Regions from separate parts of the Mus musculus genome. Here region 2 is linked to region 1. A link is a contact called in ENCODE Hi-C data. All regions are on one chromosome and are shown on one strand. Each heading gives the region's core, a stretch centred on a gene start or an enhancer-like site at or near the end of the contact. The rest is flanking DNA. Distances are from core to core; before and after follow the strand shown. Region 1 holds the start of Chd1 (chromodomain helicase DNA binding protein 1). Region 2 holds the start of Spaca6 (sperm acrosome associated 6).

What was found. A loop is a pair of places that touch in the nucleus more often than their neighbours do.
Region 2: a map of heart shows a loop between it and region 1 (4-fold over the local background). The contact joins the promoter of Spaca6 here to the promoter of Chd1 in region 1. A Hi-C loop is called at or near these places in 2 of 37 maps with a recorded cell type or tissue (T-helper 17 cell and heart).

What each region holds. Positions count from the first base shown.
Region 1 is chr17:15,703,373-15,709,674 of GRCm38, forward strand. Chd1 (chromodomain helicase DNA binding protein 1) reads left to right here and starts at 1,595. Exons shown (of 36, transcript NM_007690.3): 1 at 1,595-1,940; 2 at 3,568-3,767. The coding sequence starts at 3,715. It overlaps 5830433I10Rik (a long non-coding RNA gene), which reads right to left and starts at 2,005. Exons shown (of 2, transcript XR_001782213.2): 1 at 942-2,005.
Region 2 is chr17:17,827,935-17,834,443 of GRCm38, forward strand. Spaca6 (sperm acrosome associated 6) reads left to right here and starts at 3,041. Exons shown (of 9, transcript NM_001162909.1): 1 at 3,041-3,328; 2 at 4,125-4,205. The coding sequence starts at 3,070. It overlaps Mir99b (microRNA 99b), which reads left to right and starts at 2,254; the gene lies at 2,254-2,323. Mirlet7e (microRNA let7e) reads left to right here and starts at 2,418; the gene lies at 2,418-2,510. It overlaps Mir125a (microRNA 125a), which reads left to right and starts at 2,878; the gene lies at 2,878-2,945. It also overlaps a transcript of Has1 not described here.

The DNA.
Region 1 (6,302 bases), core at 345-2,844:
TTATACATTGTATTTCTCTATATTCTCCAGTCTTTCTTCCTCCAGTGTTTCTAAGAGTTTACAGAGTACTGAAGTATATTATGATCTTATTCAAAACATAAAGCTCCAAGTTTAAATTTTCTTCCTTTCTTTTCTTTTCTTTTCTTTTCTTTTCTTTTCTTTTTTTCCTTTCCTTTCCTTTCCTTTCTCTTTCTTTCTTTCTTTCTTTCTTTCTTTCTTTCTTTCTTTCTTTCTTTCTTTCTTTCTTTTTTAGGTTTTTCGAGACAGGGTTTCTCTGTGTAGCCCTGGCTGTACTGGAACTCACTTTGTAGACCAGGCTGGCCTCGAACTCAGAAATCAGCCTGCCTCTGCCTCCCAAGTGCTTGGATCAAAGGTGTGCGCCACCACCGCCGGGCAAAGTTTAAATTTTCATTAGAAATTTCCCAAATAGCTTAAGAATCATTTGGAGATATTATGGCAGCCAAACTCATTTGACTTCGAAGGAGAGGTCTCTACAGAAAATGCAACTTCAAAAAGTAAGTTGAAAACTTTAAAAAGTTAGACCCACAAGGTGGGTACACCAGCAATTCCTTTACTACCACTCCGGAGGCTGAGGCAGGGAGATGGAGAAGTGGAAGACCAGCCTGGCTTTGTATACTGTCTTTAAAGAATCTTTTATTTGCAGGCCAGGTAATGAAATCAGAAAGAATTTTGATTTAAAAACAAGTAAGCAAACAAAGTTCCAAATCCTTGCAAAAACAGTCAGCCTTGTGGTGATGGCACACGCCTGCCTGTAATGCCTAAACTTCGAAGGATCACCCTGAGGCCACCCTGGGCTACATAATAAAACGCTCTTTCAAAACCAAAAAGCATAATAAAAACAAAATTGAAAACCGTACATAGATTGCTACATCACCACGCTTGAAGAGATTCTGCTTCGACATACTGAGGCCTGCGGATACAGTAATGACAGTAACTGTCAACTAAGCTGCAGCACCTTAGATCCAGTTACCAACGCCCCTCCAGTTCCGATTCCGCACGGCACCCTTCCACCCGCATTCCAGGGAGCGATCTAGGCAGGCACAGTTGTAAAAGTTCTTTTATGAACCAGGCATGGGCCACCCACACACGAATCAAGGAGCGTCCTGGGAGGTCAGCAGCTCGAACTCTATTTTCTCTCTTTCACTAAAGCCCCGCCCGGGAGGAGACTTAGTCGCTGGTCGCCCAGGCAAAGATCGCAGCGGGAGGCGACTAGGTTGCCCAATAGTTCTCTAGCTGCCCGGGTGACGCAGCAGCTCCGACCGGACTCCGGACACCCGGCGCGCGCGGCCGGCCCCCACCGCAGGCAGTCCTGGGCCCCCGCTCTGGATCCCTGCGCATCCGTGCCGTGACCAGAGCGCCCATCCCCGGGAGCCCCACGAACGCCAGGGGTAGCGCCGGTTACGAGTGCGAAGGCCGAGCCTGGGCTGGACTCGGTGGCTTTCCCCGAGGGGCGTGCACCACCTCGGCGCCCCGCCCCGCCCCGCCCCGCCCCCGCGCGTCGGCGGAAAGGCCGGGCGTGCGCGCCGCCGCCGCGCGCCGGGAAGGGGAGTGAACCGAGGCGGTGACGTCGCTCGGGAGGCGGAGGCGACAGCGACCTCGGCGGCGCCGCGCGGCGGAGACGGTTGCGCTCGATCGCGGTCTTGGCGTCATGGCGGCTGCCGGCGGCCGATAAGCGGCGGGGCGGGAGCGCGGACGGAGGAGGCGCCCTCGGTACTTCCCGCTCGGCCCGGGCGCCCGGAGATGAACTGATCGTCGGACCCGCTCCCCAGCTCCGCGCGTCTCCGCCCGCTGCCTCCCCTCCCCCTCTGCCGTCCGCGGCGCGGGTCCCGCGGCCTGGGCATCCAGGATCGCGGGCCCCCGCGCGGGGCATCCTCCGCCCGAGGCGCCGGCCCGCGCCACCCTTCGCCCTGTGCCCGCCGGTAAGGACGGGTCGGCGAGGCCGGGGAGGCCGGGAGCGGGCGAGGCCCGCGAGGCCCGGCGCGGCGCCGGGGGCGTGGGAGAGCGGCCCGGCGCATCCTCAGCGGCCTGGCGGCGCTGCCCGGCGCGCGGAGGGGACCAGCACGTGGGAGCGCGGGGCGGGTGGGGGGGAGGGGGCGGTGGCCGGGCGAGCCCGGGAGGGCGCGCGGCGGGGCTGCGGGAGCGGGAGGCGGGAAGGAGGCCGCGGCGCCCGGCTGCGGGGAGAAGGTGCAGCGGCCCCGCGCGGCGCCGCCCGGCAAACTTAGCCGGGAGCCCGGCAACTGCCAGGCGGGGAAGGAGGCTGCAGAGGGAGCCCTGGCCACTTCGGGGGCTCTTATTGTTGAGACGCGGGAGCGTCCGGAGTCCGGGCGCTCGGAGGAGAACTTAGGGCCGGACGGAGAAAGGAGGCGAGGCTGGAAAGGAAGTCCAGCGGACGGGGAAAGCCATCTTGAGGGGCGAGAGGAAGGTGAAAGGGAAAGCGCCTAGGCGAGTGAACTTTCTCAGCGCAGACTTTGCGGAGAGGAGGTGGAGGACTTCGGCCGGTTTCACCGGGGCTGGAATTAATAGTTAACGTTAGGAATTACTGTTGAGTGCTGTGGATCTTAGGTGACCTGTTCTCCCAGAGGTATGGAGACTGAGCTCTGCAGGTTGGAAATCCTGATCCAGGTGCAGAGTCGGCCCCCCGGGCGGAGGTGGCAGCAGCCTGTTTGGCCCCTCTGTTCTTTGGAGTGGAAATAATCAGTTAAGTCTCTGCTGGAGTCGGAGGACAACTCTGTTGCGTCCCGAGTGTGTCTTGGTGGTACTTTCTGGCTGGGGAAGGATCTGACGTCTCCTTCCCCCGCTTCTTCCTCTCCCTCCCCTGCCAGAGATCTCCTTTGTTTATTCGTGGTTGGCTTGTAGGTGACTCTAGTGCTCTGGCGGAAATCTTGAGAGGTGGAAATATTGTCTTGCTCCCCACCCCCGTCCCCGTCGTTTGCCTTGAAAATAAGATACAGTGTGTATTCTTTGTATTGCCTTTTTATGTTTTTTTTCAAGGCGTCTTAAGTACCTTACTGGGTATATAATTTTTTTTTCCACTCTACCATTGGTTTACCTGGTAAAAACTGTCTGTTTTGACGTTTGTAGTTTTGCTAAGATCATGATAACCTTTTATTACTCTCTTTTCCGAATGAACATTTAAAAACTTTCCTTAGCTGGATATGAAGTTCTTAGTAATAGGAGTTAGTGCTTCAGTAAACATAACCCTTACCCTCTCGTCGTTTGTTTGTCGAAGTTACCGAGTAGCATTTTCTCCTCTTTGGGAGTATGTATATGTTACTTTGTTTTAGGAATCTATATAAATAGTGCTACACAGTAGTAATTAGTCTGGAAAGTTTGTTGCTCTTCTGTCAAAACAGCACTAGCAGTGGCAGGCTAAGTCCTAGCAAGCAAGAATGCACTTAATAGATGCCTAGTTCTTGTACGTGAAAGGCGTCTGGGCCTTCGAGCCACCTCTAGTCTGATGGCCTAGGTCCATTTCTGGGAGTTCTAAGTCGGGCTTACATCTTTTCCTACAGCACATATTCTTAACTGCTAATCTATTTCCCGCAGGTGACACAGAGAGAGCCCCAGGAAACCCGTGAATGTTGAAGAAAATTCATCTTTGAAATTTTGATATTCGAGGAAATCTGCATTCATACTCATCTTTTATTAATCTGAGGGGATTTTTGTTTTATTTAAAACTTCTTGATATTTACAATGAATGGACACAGTGATGAAGAAAGTGTTAGAAATGGCAGCGGAGAATCAAGGTAAGCAAGTTCTTTAAACCAGCTGGTTACCTGAGACCTGAAACTGAGTGTTTTTATCAAATTGTCTTAGCTTGGCAAAAGTTAAAATGACTCTAATAGCAGTTTTGTTAACATTGCATATTATGTGTGTGTGTGTGTGTGTGTGTGTGTGTAAAGATAGCAAGATAGCAGGGACTATAGAAGGCTTTGATCTATTTAAATCTATTGGAGGGTTTATATTTTGAAGTAATTGAAGCTGAAACAGTAAAGAGACATTAAAATTGATTTGGCCATTAATGAACTGTCCAAATAAATGCAGTAAGAATTTCTGCACTCCTCTTTTTTTGGAGTTTTATGTCCTACACCTATGTTGTTCAGTTAGCTACTAGCCACATGCAACAGTTTAGATTACAAAACATTCAAAATTCTCTAAGTTACACCTGACATTTCAAATAGTATGTAAATGACATATGACACATGTCCACTATGTTGGACAGCACTATTGGGAACTATTTCTACCACTGTAGAAAACTTTAGATAAAATTGACGTGAATTCAGTTTATGTTTTTTTGTTTGTTTGTTTGTTTTTGTTTTTTTCGATTGTTATTTTTATATTGGTGTTTTAGAGTTCTTACTTGAACCATATTGTTTCTTAGAAATAAAGTTTATGGAAATAAAATGTTGGGCCATTTTATGTGTAAGACAGCCTTAGGATCTGTGGTAAAGCACTCACCGCTCTCCACAAAAATTCTCACCCCAAATTAAATGGAGCATTGAAATTATAGGCATTTATCAATTACTGCCTGCTCCAACGCCATTCAATTCTTTTATATTTTTAATAGTCTCCACATTACTGTTACAGTTCATTATTTATGTATACTTAACATAGAAATCAGCAAAGTAGGTGTTGGAGTCTGACTGCGCAGTCAATCCTGACTTTCAGTTACACACTGTGAATTGAGGTAAATTACTCTGTTGTTCTGATATTTGGTCTTGCAAAATGGAAATTACACTATTATTTACAAAACATAAGACATGTGAGATGCTGCCATGTCAGGCTTGAAATGGTTTCATGGACAATAGACATTGATGTCCCATGTAGGTGCTGGGATAGCTTACAAAAGCAGAGTAGTGACAACACAGAGAATTGAACATTGTAGTTACATAAGTATGGATCTAGAAGTTAAAAACCTGGGTTGAGCCTGGGAGTGGTGGTGTACACTTTTAATCCCTGCATTCGGGAGGTAGAGGCAGGTGAGTCTCTAAGCTGGAGGCCATCCTGGTCTACATAAGAGTTTCAGGATAGTCAGTACTACATAGAGAGACCCTGCCTCAAAAAACTAAGGGGTTGGAAGGGGGGGGGCGTTGTACAGGTATATGTGGTAAAATTTATAGAGTCAATGGAGTTGAAGTTAGAGGATTTGTGTATGTGTGTGTGTATGAGAGAGAGGTGGGGGGAGAGAAGGGGGGAGAGAGAGATATATTGATTGATTGATTAAGAGAGAGAATAAGAGATTTTTTTTATTTTGGGACAGAGTTTCATGATGTAGCCCTTGCTCACTTAATTCTCCTTATGTAGACCAGGCTAGCTATGAATTTACTGAGATCCACTTGGCTTTGGCCTCTGAGTGCTGGTCCACTTAAGAGGATGTTTACACTTCAATTTTGATTCCTATCTCTGTAGATACATTGTAGTAAGTGAATAGAAGAGTTACATGTTTAAGGTCTCATTCATTAGGAGAAACATAGGAATCAGGGTACCACAGACTCTTGACCAAATATCTACTTGCTTAAATCAGGGGATTACCTGCTTGTACAGTCTCAAAACTTAACCTATTTCAGTGTTGCTGCCATATCTAAACTTTTTTCTGTAGCAAGGCACATTGTATATTTCTTAGCCAACACAATCAAATTTGTTTAACTATTTCCGATGTTACTTTTATTTTTCCAACTTGGCATAGCTGGAATATTATTCCTCTAATTCATATATTATTCCTGTAATCCTAGGAAGGGAGGTGGGGGGTGAGAGGATTATATTTTTTTCTCAATTTATACTCATTTTAAGTGCTACCAAAGCATATTTCTGTAAGATTTGGAGTTAGTAATTCTGCCATCAGACACTGGCGCTTGTGAGTCTGACCGTTGAGGGGTCTGACTCCGTGTGCTGTGGAGTTGATTAGTTTCTGCTTGTTTGCCCTTCCCCTTCTTGCTGTTTTGTTGTCTTATTTCCTCTTCACCCTTTGTTTGTCACTGATAGTTCCTATCCTATCCTTTCTCCTAAATGCTTTCATTGTAAGGTTGTGCAAAGAAAGGAGTTGTGTCTAGTTAACTGAGGAGTTAAACCCTACAGATAGGATTTCTTATCAAAATACTGAAAGGTATCACAACTAAAAATATTAATGATGGAGAAATGAGAAAAACAGTCCACTTTTGAGGTTAGTATACATCGTAAATAGTTAAACAAATTTGATTGTGTTGGCTAAGAAATATACAATGTGTTTTGCTACAGAATTTCATTTTTATTTTGTGGACGCTTCTGAAATGTTACCATTTGTT
Region 2 (6,509 bases), core at 1,791-4,290, 2.1 Mb after region 1:
AGGTTGCTCTGAGGACCGGGGATTCCGGGTCTCAGCTTCCTCTTCCCTCAGGGTCTATCTTCCAAGCCGTTGCCCAGATTCCACAAGCCAAAGCCCTGGTTGCGGTCTGCCCAGGACCCAGGTGTCTGGGTCACCCATTTCCTTCTTGCCTCTGACTAAGGAGTCCACTCTCCAGCCATCACCTCCTGCACATAAGCATAGGCCAACCCCAATCCCCTCCTCCTTCAGAACCCAAGAGTCAGGGCCCCAGACATTTTTCTTCTTCTCTGCCTGGACTGGGGCATAGGTGGGGGGCTCCTTCCTGAGAACCAGGTTTCCCCCACCCCTTTTAGCCCCAGCTGGAGTCCAGCCCTCCAGGGGTTAAGGGGGCGGGACCAGTTGGTTGCTATGGTGCCAGACTGTTTGGGTCTGCTCTCTGACCCTTGGGGGCTCCCTAGGGTCTGCAAAGAGGGGGAGGGGACCCATGCCCAGGGAGAAGTCGAGCGCCTACCCCTTCCTCAAAGCAAGCCTGTGAACCCAAGGGAGATGCACCCAAGCCTGGGGCAGTGACCTTGAACCAGTTCGGAACCTTCTCTGTGAGCCTCAGTTGGCCCTCTGAAGAGAAACTTGCAGGGTGTGTGGAGAGATGTTCAGGGCTGGAGAATCTTAAAGATTCTCCCTTCCCTGCTTTCCCTCACCGCCCCCCCCCCCTCAGGCCCCAGGCAGCCCCGGGGCATGCTGGGAACCCAGGCCTGGGCTCTGAGCCAGGTTGGTTGGGGGGGGGTGGGGGGGCTCCTCCCTTCCCCTTCCTCCCCACCTTGGCCTGACTCTCGCCCCCGCCTGAGGGTCTGGGAGGTTGGGAAGGAGGGAAAGGAGGACTTGAGCTCAGGCCGAAGACTGGTCTCAGGTCCCCCGCCTCCTCTTTTGCTTCTCCGCCCTCTTCCCGCCTCTCCTCCCCCTCCTCAGCAGGTCGCTACCCCGGCCCAGGGCCCCTTCTCAACCCACCCCCACTCCATCCCCACTCCACCCCCATTTCCAGACCTGGCTCCGAGCAGCAAGGGGGAGGGAGAGAGAGAAGAGAGAGAGGGAAGGAGAAAGGGAGAAGAATGGGGGGAGGGGATGGAGAAGAGGGAAGGAGAAAAGAGAGAGAGAAAGGGAGAGACCCCGGGAGGAGACTGGAAGATGGGAGGAGGGTAGAAGCTAGACTAAATAAAAAAGCAGGGAGGAGAAAAAGAGAGGGAGATAGGAATCCAGAGAAAAAGAGAGACAAAGCCAGGGAAGGAAATGAAAGAAGATTGTGAAAAAGAGGAAGAGACTTGAGAAGTAGATATAGAAGATAGGAGGTGAGGAAGAGAGGTGAATGTAAAGAGGGTCAGCTAGAACAGAGACAGCGGGAGGAGCAGGCATTCAGATATGGGCGAAGAGGAAAACCTCATCAGGGATGATACAAACAGAGAAAGAAAGGGAGAATAAGAAAAGAGCAAGGTAAGAAAAAATGGGTGGAGAGAAAGAAACAAGAAGACGGACATGGAACCTGGGAGCCCCAGAAGACCAGTTCTGTGCTCAGAGCCTCAGGGTGGGTGCAGGTCCTAGGGCTCCTCCCACCTGCCGACAACTGACTTTGGTCTAGTGGCTTCCCCTCTGGGGGCTCCTGTGTGCTGGGAGCGACCTCATTTCTGAGTTGGGAGGTGTTGAGGAGACAGGGTCCTGGTTGGTGTCATTATTCCTTGACCATAGCTATCACCCCAAAGGTTGAGAATGGTTTTGGAAAAGATAGGATTATTCCATGAGACCCATGAGGACTTCTGATACTCAGAAGGCCTTTAACTCAGGCCTGGGATATGAAACCTTTAGGGGTTACAGAAGGGGCTCAGATTGCCAAGACAAACGGGGATACATCCTTTCTGCAGTGCAGAAGTCAGGTCTCTAACCAGATTGTCTTCTCTAAGGGATGTGCCTGGTTGGACCCTGAGTCTGCCGGGGAGGGCTATGGGGTGGAGGAGAACTGTGAGGGTTAGGGACTGAGTCCCTGGGTCTGGACTGAGGAGAATTGAGTGCAAGGCGGCAGGGTCTGCTTCCCTGGATCTGTGGGAGGGAGGGCTGTGACCACTACCCCTTAGTCTAAGGGAGGAAGCTTTGGGACTGAGGGAGGAGGGCTGAGGTCTGGATCTCTGGCCTTGAAAGAGGGGGGCTGGGGCTTAGATTTTGGGGCTGGGACTGAATTCCTGGGTTCCTTGGGGAGGAGGGGGCCGGGGGCCCGGACTCCTGGGTCCTGGCACCCACCCGTAGAACCGACCTTGCGGGGCCTTCGCCGCACACAAGCTCGTGTCTGTGGGTCCGTGTCGGGGGCTCACCATCGCGGCTGGGACCTCCCCGGCCCTCCCCACCCTCCCTACTTCTGGTCTCCCATCAATCCATCTGTCAATCTGCCCACCTGCCGCGCCCCCCGGGCTGAGGTAGGAGGTTGTATAGTTGAGGAAGACACCCGAGGAGATCACTATACGGCCTCCTAGCTTTCCCCAGGCTGCGCCCTGCACTGGAAGGGGCCGGCGGGGACCCCAGGTCCACACCATTGCCCAAGAGTTCTTGATAGGAGCTGGGGTGTCTTCTCTGTTCACATTCTATCCTATCCCTTTTCTTTGCAGTCTCTATGCCATCTTGAGATTTTCGAATTTTCTGTCTCTGTCTCTTATGCCAATGTCTCTAGGGTTCTAGAAGCTTCTGTTTCTCTAGTGCTGTGAATGTATCTCTGTGACACTGGGTTTCTGAGCTTTTTGAGGCATCTCCTGGTTCCTTTCTATCTTCTGGGGCTTAGGGTATCTGTTTCTGTCTCGCTTCCCCGTTCCCACCTCTGGGGAAAAGGGTTTTTCTGGTCCACCATAGCTACACTGCCGGCCTCTGGGTCCCTGAGACCCTTTAACCTGTGAGGACGTCCAGGGTCACAGGTGAGGTTCTTGGGAGCCTGGCGCCTGGCCCAGCCACAAATTTAGGGATTTCAGGTGACCCCTGGCAACCTTCCTCTAGCTGGAGCCTGATGCTTGACCATCATTTGAAACTCAATCTCTGATCACAGGCTCCCCCTCCCCCACAATGACCTCACAAAGGTCACTATCTTCTCCTCAGACCCGGAGACCCTCTGTTATGGGTCTTATTTCCTTAGTAGGGAGCATTGTCCTGTTGTTCCTGCTGATCTTCAGGGCATCCACGTGGGCCTGTCTCTTCTGCTTCACTACCTATGAGGAACGCCTCCGTGTCTGCCAGCTGTTTGTGGGCAGAGAGGAAACCAAGATAAACCTGTGCAGAAATGAGCTTGAAGGGGCTTTTGAAGATCTCAAAGACATGAAAATCAGTGAGGAGCCCCTCCTTCCTGAACCAGGGCCCTGGGGAGGGGAAGGAGATTCCTTGAGCTACTCCAAGAAGAAAAGCCAAGTACAGGATCATGACATAGACACAGAGAAGAGAGACAGGTGGAAACAATGGAAGGAAACAGGTCCAGAGTGGGGTGGAGACAGACAAAACAGTGCCTCAGAGAGAGTCTAAAGACAGTAAGGGAAAGAGATGGAAAAGTAGAAGCATTGCTCAGAGAGAGGATATGGATTGGGAACACAGATGAGTGGGGAGATTAGAGACCTGGAGAGAGGGACAGAGAGCTAGGAATCAATCCAGAGAGATGAGAGACACACAGAGAGTAAGGTACATAGAGATAAGACAGGAACAGAGTCCCAAAGTGAGGGACATAGGTATAGATACAGAGAGTAGTTTCAGGAAGAATAGAGAGACAGTGATCTAGAGATAGGTGGGACAGAGACCAATGGGGTTGGAGTAAAGATGTAGATGAGGAAGCAGATCCAGGGTACCAGGTAACAGGCCTAGAGAGAGAGAGATTAGATGGATGGAGAGATACCAAGATTGAAGGTTTAGGTTAGGGTTAGGGAAACACACACACACACACACACACACACACACACACACACAGAGAGAGAGAGAGAGAGAGAGAGAGAGAGCTCTAGGTGGGGCACATAGAACAATAGACTGGGGCTATAGAATCTGGGATGATCACAGGGCTTGGAGATATTCAGCCATGAGTGGGACATAGAGAACACCATGGAACCAGGTTTGTGCCATGGTGTCTCATCTACCTTCAGACTATGATGAGAGGAGCTACCTGCATGATGAATTTACACAGATGACAGTTTCTCTTCAGGAGAAGGCTGCTAGACGACGGGGTGAGTGTTTTATGGGCATAAGTGGTGGGGAAAGTCATCTTGAGGAAGTGACCCTGGGAACCTGTCTGAGTTAGGTTATTTGTTGAGGAAACTCCAGAGATGAGGGGAGTCAAAGATGGCAAGGAACTGAGGGAAGTAAATAAGTCACAGGGAGTCTGAAGCTTTTGTGGGGTCAAGTACATGTGACCTATCTGGGATTCTCACTGTCAGGACTCTGAAGCCTGGATGTGTTCCTGCCTCTCAACCTGGGTTCCAACTACTCACCTGTAAGATAGTAAATTTCTTAGGCTCTCAGATTGAGTCATTCTTGTCATCTCTGAAGGTGGGACATTCTCATCTCCTAGGGTGAGACATTCTCTTTATCTCCCAGAGAGGTCGGAGCTCATTGGGAAGGAATGGTTCTTTTTTGAGATAGGTGTTATAGAAGATATGATCCCTTCAAACAAAACACACACACACACACACACACACACACACACACACACACACACATTGCTCATGGCTAGTGAAGATAGGAAGAGTGGAGCTAGCCATTCAGGGGAAGACATAGACATAGTCAGGGCCAGACTCTTCCTGGGACATTAGAGAACACCATACACATGTAGCTGTATGGAGCAGACATAAGGATCTGAGGACATGAATTTCAAAAAGATGTGATTAACACTAATCACACCAGATGCTCCCAACTGCTGGGCACACAGTCTCTTAAGTATATTAGATAGGAGTATTATAGCTATGTGAGAATTCCTTTTTGTTTGTTTATTCAATTAAAGGATAAATTGGCCATTCCCACAATCTGGGAGTTCAAGGCTTTTTTTTTTTTTTTTTTTTTCCTCAACTACAATGGTTCATTTTGTTCCCACTAAGTTTTATATCAGAGGCCCCCCCAAACAAAGAAAGGGACCATTTATTCAGGAGTGTCCAGGACTATCCAGAATTTTCTGTGTGTCCAAAGAAAAATCAGAGGAACCTGAGAGATGGAAGGAATGTAGAATGCTGGGATATGGATACTGTTGTTGACTGGACATGTCTCCATATTGAAAACTTGGAAAAATAGACCAAGGGTAGCTTTTGGGAGTAGGAGAGCTCTTTCTAATGTGAGACAGATTTGGGGGCAGGTGAAGGTTCTGGTTAGAGAGGAGGGGGTCTGATGCAGATCTGAGGCCATAGTGAAGAGGAGTACAACTGTCTCTAGATCATGCTCCTGTGGAGTACTACTGTCTCTAGATCATGCTCTTGTGGAGTACAACTGTCTCTAGATCATGCTCTTGTGGAGTACAACTGTCTCTAGATCATGCTCCTGTGGAGTACAACTGTCTCTAGATCATGCTCCTGTGGAGTACAACTGTCTCTAGATCATGCTCCTGTGGTTAAGCATTGGCCCCAGATGCTTCATTTAGATCCAGCTTCTTGACTCTGGTACTTCTCCTTGTAGATGAGCCATAATGTACCATGCTTTAGTTAATACTTCTAACTCCCTCTTAACAGTTTCATAGACACATGTAGTTTGGTTTTACCTTCCATGCTCTGACAGAATACCTGGTAATCAGCTTAATGGAACAAAGGTTTATTCTTGATCACTGTTTGAGGGTATAGTCCATCAGGTCAAGAAGACATGGCAGGAGTGTGAGGTGTCTGCACACACAGGAAGCAGGGAGAGATGAATGATGGTGTTCAGCTTTCTCCATTTGATTCACTCTGGAACTCCAGTCCATGATATGGTACCACCCGTATACAGGGTGCGCCTACCCACTCCTCCACAGGTCCAGAGGTTGGTTTCCATAATGATTCTAAATCCTATGAACTTGACAAAAAAGATGAACTTTCATACTTGTCTAGGGTCCCCCCAAAGGACAGGACCTCATTTTAACCTCTCTAATAATGCTGTCTCCAAGTACAGTGGCTTTCTCTTCCATAATGTAATGGGGATTAGGATGTCACGTATGAATAGGGTTGGGGGGTATACACTGTCATATCCATGTCTACCAGAAGGCTGGTCTCTGGAGAGCTCCAGCTCATGAACTGGTGGTATTCTGGTAGTTAGAATTAAGGCTTCGAATATTAAAATGTGAAGGGGTAGAAATGAATGGTGGTTTGCATAAGGAAGGAGGGGCACTTGGAAGTGCTCTTTTTAAAGGGAATGGTGGTCACTGACCTGCTAACTACTGCTTTATGGCACTGTAGCCCATGTTTTATAGTTTTGTACATTTTCAAATTGTGTGTGTGTTGGGGTGGGGAGGAGGGTTGGTGGATGTGTGTACCAAAGCCTTTGAAGGCCAGAAGATGAACTTCAGATGCCCTGAA